2 separate regions of the Homo sapiens genome follow, and region 2 is linked to region 1. Evidence: chromatin contacts called from ENCODE Hi-C data. All regions are on one chromosome and are shown on one strand. The core of a region is the stretch at or near the end of the contact, and the rest is flanking DNA. Distances in the headings are between cores, read along the strand shown. Region 1 holds the start of LINC01491 (long intergenic non-protein coding RNA 1491). Region 2 holds the start of SLC12A1 (solute carrier family 12 member 1).

Region 1 (4,102 bases), core at 1,164-3,663:
CTCCTGGGCTCAAGCAATCTTCCCACCTCAGCCTCCTGAGTAGTTAGGACTACAGGCCCTCGCCACCACACCCAGCTAAGCAGCTTGTTTCTAAAATGAAATTATAATTAAACAATTGTATATGAAATTACACAATATTCACAAATAGACCAATTTTCTATACTGCATAACGCAGTCAACCTGGTAAATACTGACTTACTCTACCAACGTCTCATATTGTTAAATCTGTGCATTTTACTTCCTGTTTGTTGCTAGGAATGGCTTTGTGAGGTCTAAGCCTGTTTGATGCTAAGCTCTTGCCTTCCTAATTCTGAGAAGACAGAACTTAGTCCAGCTAGACAAATAGGAAATCTCCTGCTTTTAACCTGGGAGACAAAATATTAACTTTTTTTGAAAATAGAAGAATACAAAGAAGTTGATAATATGAAGAAGAGTGAATTTTGCAGTCATAAGCAGTCCATATTTTTATTTGCTTTTTTAAAGGACTAAGGGTCAAAGTTGTTTCTAGAAATCTGCAAATTTTCTTTTATCTTTTTTTTTTTTTGAGACAGAGTCTTGCTCTGTCGCCCAGGCTGGAGTGCAGTGGCGCAATCTCAGCTCACTGCAAGCTTCACCTCCTGTGTTCACGCCATTCTCCTGCCTCAGACTCCCGAGTGGCTGGGACTATAGGCACCTGCCACCACACCCGGCTAATTTTTTGTATTTTTTAGTAGAGACGGGGTTTCCCTATGTTAGCCAGGATGGTCTTGATCTCCTGACCTCGTGATCCACCTGCCTTGGCCTCCCAAAGTGCTGGGATTACAGGCGTGAGCCACTGCGCCCGGCCAAATTTTCTATATTTTTTGTGATTATTTTCAGTGTGCAAGTGTTTCCTGTAATTGTGTAGAGTCTGTTATTAACTCTATCAACTCAGATACATTCTCCATGTGTTCCTCAATCCTTATGCCCTGACTTCTGCCCCATATACACACACTGCCCCCCCCACTCACACAGGTGTGTCCTCCCGTGTGCACACACACTCATATATACAAAAATATGCAGCAATAGGAGTCTACTCTGTTAATTCAGAAAATTTGCTCTCTCTGTTCTCAGGTGAGGTAACAGAATGCCTTTGGTTCTTTTTATATCTTCCTAGGTTCTTTGTATCATATCAGTTACCAGAGTCCTCTAAGAGTAAGTTCAAAACCTTTAGCTCTATGCCCACAGAGTAGTTTACAGCCATGGAAGAATTTATCCTTGTCTTATTTAGAAAGGATTTCTCTCAGAAGAAAATAGAGGGCTCTTTCTTTAACTTTATTGTTTAATACACTCACTCATGCATGCAAGCATTGATTCATCCAGTAAATGTTATTTCTGCATACCTACTTTATGCCAGCCTATGAGAGTAAACTCCATTCTATATCCTTACTTAGCTCACAAAGAAGCAAGGGACACATTCATCAAACACTAACTTCATGACAACATGACAAATTAGGTAGTGGACAAGAGTGCTCAGTGTCAGGGGTGGGCATGCTGAGGAGGGAGTGACGAGCTCTGCCTGCCTACCAGAAGAGATGGTATTTGAACCAGGCCTTCAGGAATGCTGTGCACTTCTAGAACTTGGCAGAGGGTGAGGGGCTGCAGCCTAGGAGAGGGAACAAAGCAGGAAAGCACACAGCATGTGTGGGGAGCGACAGGTGGTATGAAGTGACGGTAGTTGAACTCAAGGTTGCAAAAGCCAAGAGTAGGCAGGTTGTGAGGAGCATAAGGGCTGGGTCTGTCCTGGGGATTTGCCTACTTCTTTCTTGACCTTCAGAATATTTTTAAATTCTAAGTATAAATACGGAGATTAGAAAGTCTTCTGCAATGTTGGATTGGAAAATATGAGAAACAATCAGGATACATTTTGGTGGTGGTGGCCAAAATAATGACGACCTCCTCCTCCTCCTCCTCCTTCTCCTCTTCCTCCTCCTCTTCCTCCTCCTCCTCTTCTTCCTCTTCTTCCTCCTCCTCCTTCTCTTTCCTCCTCTTCTTCTTCCCCTACTCCTTCTTCTTCTCCCCTTACTCCTTCTTCTCCTCCTCAATTATCTTCCTCCTCCTTGTCCTCCTTCTCCTGTTATAAAATAGTAGGAATGCATGATTTTGCTATAATTTTGCAAACAATAGTGCATAGAATGCCTGGACATGGGGAAATTTGGGTGCCACTCTGTACTAGTTTTCTATTCAGAAACAAGATGCAGTTATCTCATACACATAAAATGTTAATGAGCTGAGGCTCTGTGCCCACTGTGAACTACCCATGGCCTGGATCTGCTGTGGAGAACTCTGGAGATTGCTGGGTAGAATGTCAGAATTCAAGTGACCTCAAAGCCCTATTGTGACCAAATGGCTCTTGGTATGAATAGGGATGTTCACACTCAGGCCTGTGACCACAGAAAAAGTAGCCAGCCCACCATCCCTAGATGATTTTGCAGTCTTTGCACACCAGTGTGGCCATAGGCTTGTTTTCTCCTGGACTGAGCCTGCAGATCCTATGAGCAAGTAGGAAAATCTAATGTGAAAATATATGCCTTGCATAGGTTGTAATATCCAAAAAGTTACCACAGTGGAAAATGACTAATTAACCTTGTTGATCCTGGAGAGCCAGTACTTCGATCCTATGAGCCAAGACCATGTTAGTTTGCCAGGCAGGTTAGGCTAATCAGAGTTGGCCAGGATATTTTGTGCATACAGACACAGCCTGGATACCCACAATAAATAGTTTCTTGGCCTGATTTTCAATAAGCACTCCTTGTACATAGGGTTACTTCTGAACTTCCATTGTTGACCTAAGCAGCCTACTACTCTAACCTCTAAAGGACCAGTGCAGCAGGCATCCAGCCTTGCAAGCTCGCAGTCATAAACATTTTTCTGAGCTCACATAAGCCCATCCCAGAAACACCTTCATGCATTTCATAAAAGGACATAAAGGATCAATGAGTTGAATTTTGGCAAACCTAAGCTTCTTATACTTTAACTATTTTCTCTAAACTCTGTCTCAGCTTTCTTCGTTCATCTATGACAATTCTTCATCTATCATCAGATTTCTCATTATTGATCCCCACTCCACCCCTGCCACTCAAACAAGTTGGTTACTTTCTCTGTATTTGCTCAGTCAATTTCTTTTTTCTCACCTAAATTTGTCTCCCTCTAGCTCTTGTGGCTCTGGCTTATTTTTTATATTCTCCATAACTCTTTCCCCAGTAACCTCTAGAAAACACAAATATCTTCCCTTTTTTAATTTGCATCTTAGTAAATATTTATTGAATGTATATTTTATGTCATTATTATGTGCTGTGAAGAATATAAGGGCAAGTTAGGATATTTATCCTCAAAGAGCTTACGGTTTAAAGAAAAAACTAGTTAGATAGACAAGTATACCCCGAGGAAAAGGTGACTAACAGTGACTAGAGGGATGAGACCACAAAAGAAATTGCATTTGAACAGAGCTTTAGTGAATGTGAATTATCTTTGATTTCTGATTGTGTTTAGCACTTGCTGTATCTTGTACTACGGCATGTAATTACACCTAATGTGACCGTCCTTTAAAACATACAATTTATTTCATGCCCAATTTTGTCAACTGTGGGTGGGATTGGTCTCCCTGGAAGAGAGTAAACTCCTTTAGTGCAAGCCATGTCATCTTTTTTTCTTGTATTCCTCAGGCATATGTCCTGTGCTCCACTAGTCCTAGCTGGATCGTGGACATATTACCATCATTACAAATATCAATAGTTTGTGATTACTTCAAACAATCTGAAGTTGAAGGACCCCAGATATCCTTCAAAACAGGGTATGTTGTTCAGAATTATAATAGTCAATGTGATGCATTTCAAAATACTGCTGTCCTTCTTAAAGCTACTGTACCACTAGAGTCTGCCTAATGCCTCCAAAGGATCCTTTATAGAGGCCTCATTAGAAACATTGAGATCTTGGAACCTAAATTTAGAACTAAAGTAATCTGATGTTAGTGGCCACATATCAACCTCTTCTAGAGCACAGTTAACTCTGCCATATGGTCTAGCGTAATCAAAGGGGAGGAGCCTTCACACCAAGCCGATAGAGCCCACATGGGAAATGTTGG
Region 2 (4,102 bases), core at 1,064-3,563, 360 kb before region 1:
GGAGCTGGGCACAGTGGCTCATGCCTGCAATCCCATCTCTTTGGGAGGCCAAGGTGGGAGGATCCCTTTAAGTCAGGAGTTCGAGACCAGCTTGAGCAACATAGCAAGACCCTGTCTCTACAAAAAATAAAAAAGTTAGTCAGGTGTGGTGGTGCATGCCTGCAGTCCCAGCTACTCAGGAGGTTGAGGTGGGAGGATTGTTTGAGCCCAGGAGTTCAAAGCTGCAGTGTCCACCACACTTCAGGCTGGGTGACAGAGCAAGACTTTGTCTCAAGAAAAAAAAAAATCCAAAGAAAAAGCATCTGTGAAACACTTTTCTGGGAACTAGGGACAGTTTTGTAAGTAAGATGGATAGTGTTTGGAATAGACCTCTCCATTTGACTGTTTCACATTCATTCATAGTGTAATGAAAGAGAAGGAAATTATCTGAAGTTATGAATAAGGGAGGAGACTTGCTTGTGTCCTTCAAGCTTACCTTTGCGAGTTGCTCGTGAATCTCAAGCAGGCTGGGTCGGTTGACCTTGGGCCCACTGATGCTGCCGGTGTTACGATAGTACTCTATCTTGGGAACGGCATCCATGGTGTTGTGGCCAAAAGTTTGTAGATAGTATGTGTTTGTGTGAGAATCATAAGCGTGAAAACTGGCATCTGTTTTAGCAGTTTCTCCACTTTGGAGGAAATTGTCATAGCACTCCTGATTCCCAGGCCTAAAGCTGATTCTGAGTCTTTTCTGAGCTTCATCCCCAAAAGAGGTTTCTTCATAATGTGGTGGGTCAGTATTGTCATCTGCAGCTGCACTGCTCTCATGGTTCTCATTTATGACACTAACTTGAAAGCGATTGGTATTACTGGGCACTGAATCCAGAAATACATTGGAAGAGTTGTTCAGTGACATCTTCCAAAATTGATTTTTTACTGAGCTATCTACTTTGTGGTTGTTTTAAAAAATCTATATATTTCTTCATCAAAATAAACACTAATGTGCTTCCATTAGGGAGCTCCTGGCTTTTGTTCTAGATGATTCAATAAATAGATTCTTGATATATTGTCTCCGATATAATCTTCAGGATGTTCTTCAAAGCTGTCATTGAAAAAGAAAATTAAACTTGTTCCAAGTAATACAAATATATTTAGGTAAGGGTGGGATATAAGGGAACAGTTTTATTTTACAAGACATACAATTTTAAACTCATTTCACTAAAATTTATCTGTCCAGGAACCTTAGTCATGTGAGTAATTAAATCTGATAATAAATAACTGGAAAACTGTTCCAGCAAACAGAACTTCCAATGCAGTCATTAAAATGTTACCTGTGTTTGTAGTATTTGCTTGAATTCAGTGCACTGGAGTTCACTGTGACTTTAGAAAAGATGTAACTTTACTTATTGAATACAGTAAGAGCTGATGAGAATATTCTCAGCCTAAGACACAGTTCACTGACAGTACTAAATGCTGAAACTGCAAAGTATTTTGATTGTTAGGAATATATACTATACAACATATAAAATGAAAAACAAAACTTCTAAAAAATATATTCTTGCTAGTTTATAAAAATCTGTACATGTTCAACTTATAAATTCCAAATTTTGTTACCTATGCAACAAGTAAAAAATTATGTTTTAGAATATGCATTTAAAAAATACATCCCATCAAGATGATGTCTCTGTGAATTCTTAGATCTTTTACAAGATCCAAATGTTTCATTTGCTCATACATTTGTTTGTTTTGCAAATACTAACATGAAACCTTAAAAAAATATGAATATAGAAATAAGTCATATATCTATAAGAAATAAGTCATATACCTTAAAAAAGTCCTCTGCTATGTTTAGGTAAAATAATCATGCTCTACTGACTCATTTTAATGAAATGTCTTCAATAATTGAGAGGTTTATATTTGACTGTGAGGTGAATAGACTTCACAATAATTTTCGCAATTTCATAGTACTGGCCTGTCTTAAAACACTTGCTTTAGAATTATATTTCCTTATTGATACCTTAAAATTTGGCTTTTCAAGGGAAGTTCTAGAAAAATGAGATAAATATAAATAAAAACTTGTCTCTCTCATGCAGTTATTAAAGCTGTGTATTTGAATTAAAAAAACCCTCAACTTCATTTCTCAAGTAACCTTTCCTGGGGAAATTATAAATGAAGCTATTATCGTTTTAGTTTTTACAAAACACTTCTCTTCATAGTCCTTGACACCCTCACCTACTCCTCAGAATCTACTTTATGACATAATATTAAGTATGATTTTTACCCTGCCCAGAAATGTTCAACTTACCACCAAGGAGCCTTCTTCTGAGGAAATGTAACCTGCTTCAGCGTCACCCAGGAATATATGGGACACTTAGCTTTCAGCCAGAAAGTTAGGCTTCTGCTTATTGGTTAGAAACTTTCTTGAAAGAGATGACTGTGCAATGATTGGCCTGGAATAGTACTGTAAGCCCCACCAGGTCATTAGCCCTGAGGAAACTTAAGTACCACATCAACTGGTAACTAGTAGTAAACCATTAATCCTTTTAGACAGGAAGTAACATAGAGTTTCTTTAATTCATAAGGAGAATTGGATCCCTTAACAGCAATTGTCCAAAAAATATGAGCATTGCCATTAGTCATTTGGGAATAGATAAATTGAGTTCCACCGTCTTACAGATGAGTCCTAGTGACCTCCTATTGTTTAGCATGTGTATCAAAATATAGTTCTCCAGAGACAATTTCTATACTCTGTAACTAGAAAGTAGTGTCTGAAATGATTTTATCTTGCTTGTAGTAGACATTACCTTGACTCTTTTGCATGGGAAGTAAGCAGATTAAGAGTGGAATCAATGATTTATTGAAAATATTTCTATTTTGGGAAATATGGGAAAATTTTTTTTTTTTGAGATGGAGTCTCGCTCTGTTGCCCAGGTTGCAGTGCACTGGTGCAATCTCAGCTCACTGCAACTTCTGTCTCCCAGGTTCAAGTGATTCTCCTGCCTCGGCCACCTGAGTAGCTGGGATTACAGGCGCCCACCACCACGCCTGGCTAAATTTTTTTGTAATTTTAGTAGAGATGGGGTTTCACCAGGTTGACCAGGCTGATCTTGAACTCCAGACCTCAGGTAATCTGCCCGGCACAGCCTCCCAAAGTGTCAAGATTACAGGTGTGAGCCACCGCGCCCAGCAGGGAAAACTGTTTTAAGCAGGAACCAAACTGTGGGTAAGCATCTCAGTGGCACTACTAAATGACCTTTCTGTCTCCAACTAGAAAAACATTTTTTTGTCCAACTCAGTTTTTGAGTTTTGTTGAGGAAAAGGTTTTTCTTTTTCAGATCTGCAAGTAGGTGATTATTAACACTGCAAACAATTCCTCCCTCAAGTCTGTCACTGATTATCAATCAGGATGATTGAATGAGTCCTCTTTGTTTCTTATAAGAAACGATTTAAGTGATTTCCAGTTGTCTGAGTAGCTCGGTTGTGGTGTAATATAGTGGCTAGGAGCAAGACTCAAGTCAGAAGGCCCAACTTATGTCGTGGCCCTGCCACTTGCTGTCTGTGTGAACTCAGTCAAGTTACTCAATCTTTCTGTGCCTTAATTTTCTCATCTGCAAATGCAGTTGTGGATTATAATTGTACCTACCTTGTTGTAGAGTTATTTTGAGGAATAAATGAGTTAGTTTGTGTATGGGGTTTAGAACAGCAACAATTTGTACCTAGTGCTTGCTTTCACTATTTTAGCGCTATTTACAATTAGCTGGGGATTTTTACTTAGCACATACAAGATTGTGAGGTGAATCATTAGAGATTGGGATAGATATTTTGTCTATAAAAAATAAGTGTAAAGGTAAGTTAGTGAACTGATACAGGATTATAGAAGTGTCTAGAGACACCTAAGTAAAACCCTTTAGATCCTCTTCGTTAAGTAAATGTCATGCTAATCAGTCAGGCTAATGTCGTGAGGCTATATCAGAAATAGAGACAGAATTACAAGTATATACCTATAACTCATTCCACTCTTAAAGGTCACCAGTACAAGGCATTTATCTGTTCAACAAAGGGTTCTGATTCCTCATATAGAAAGTGTTTTGGCATAGGAGTGTCCGATTTCAAATTCAGCTGG

The links. A loop is a pair of places that touch in the nucleus more often than their neighbours do.
Region 2: a map with no recorded cell type shows a loop between it and region 1 (4-fold over the local background). The contact joins the promoter of SLC12A1 here to the promoter of LINC01491 in region 1. A Hi-C loop is called at or near these places in 1 of 37 single-sample maps with no recorded cell type.

What each region holds. Positions count from the first base shown.
Region 1 is chr15:47,844,547-47,848,648 of GRCh38, reverse strand. LINC01491 (long intergenic non-protein coding RNA 1491) reads left to right here and starts at 2,413. Exons shown (of 5, transcript NR_120336.1): 1 at 2,413-2,520; 2 at 3,684-3,811.
Region 2 is chr15:48,204,513-48,208,614 of GRCh38, reverse strand. SLC12A1 (solute carrier family 12 member 1) reads right to left here and starts at 2,313. Exons shown (of 27, transcript NM_000338.3): 1 at 2,285-2,313; 2 at 476-1,081. The coding sequence starts at 895.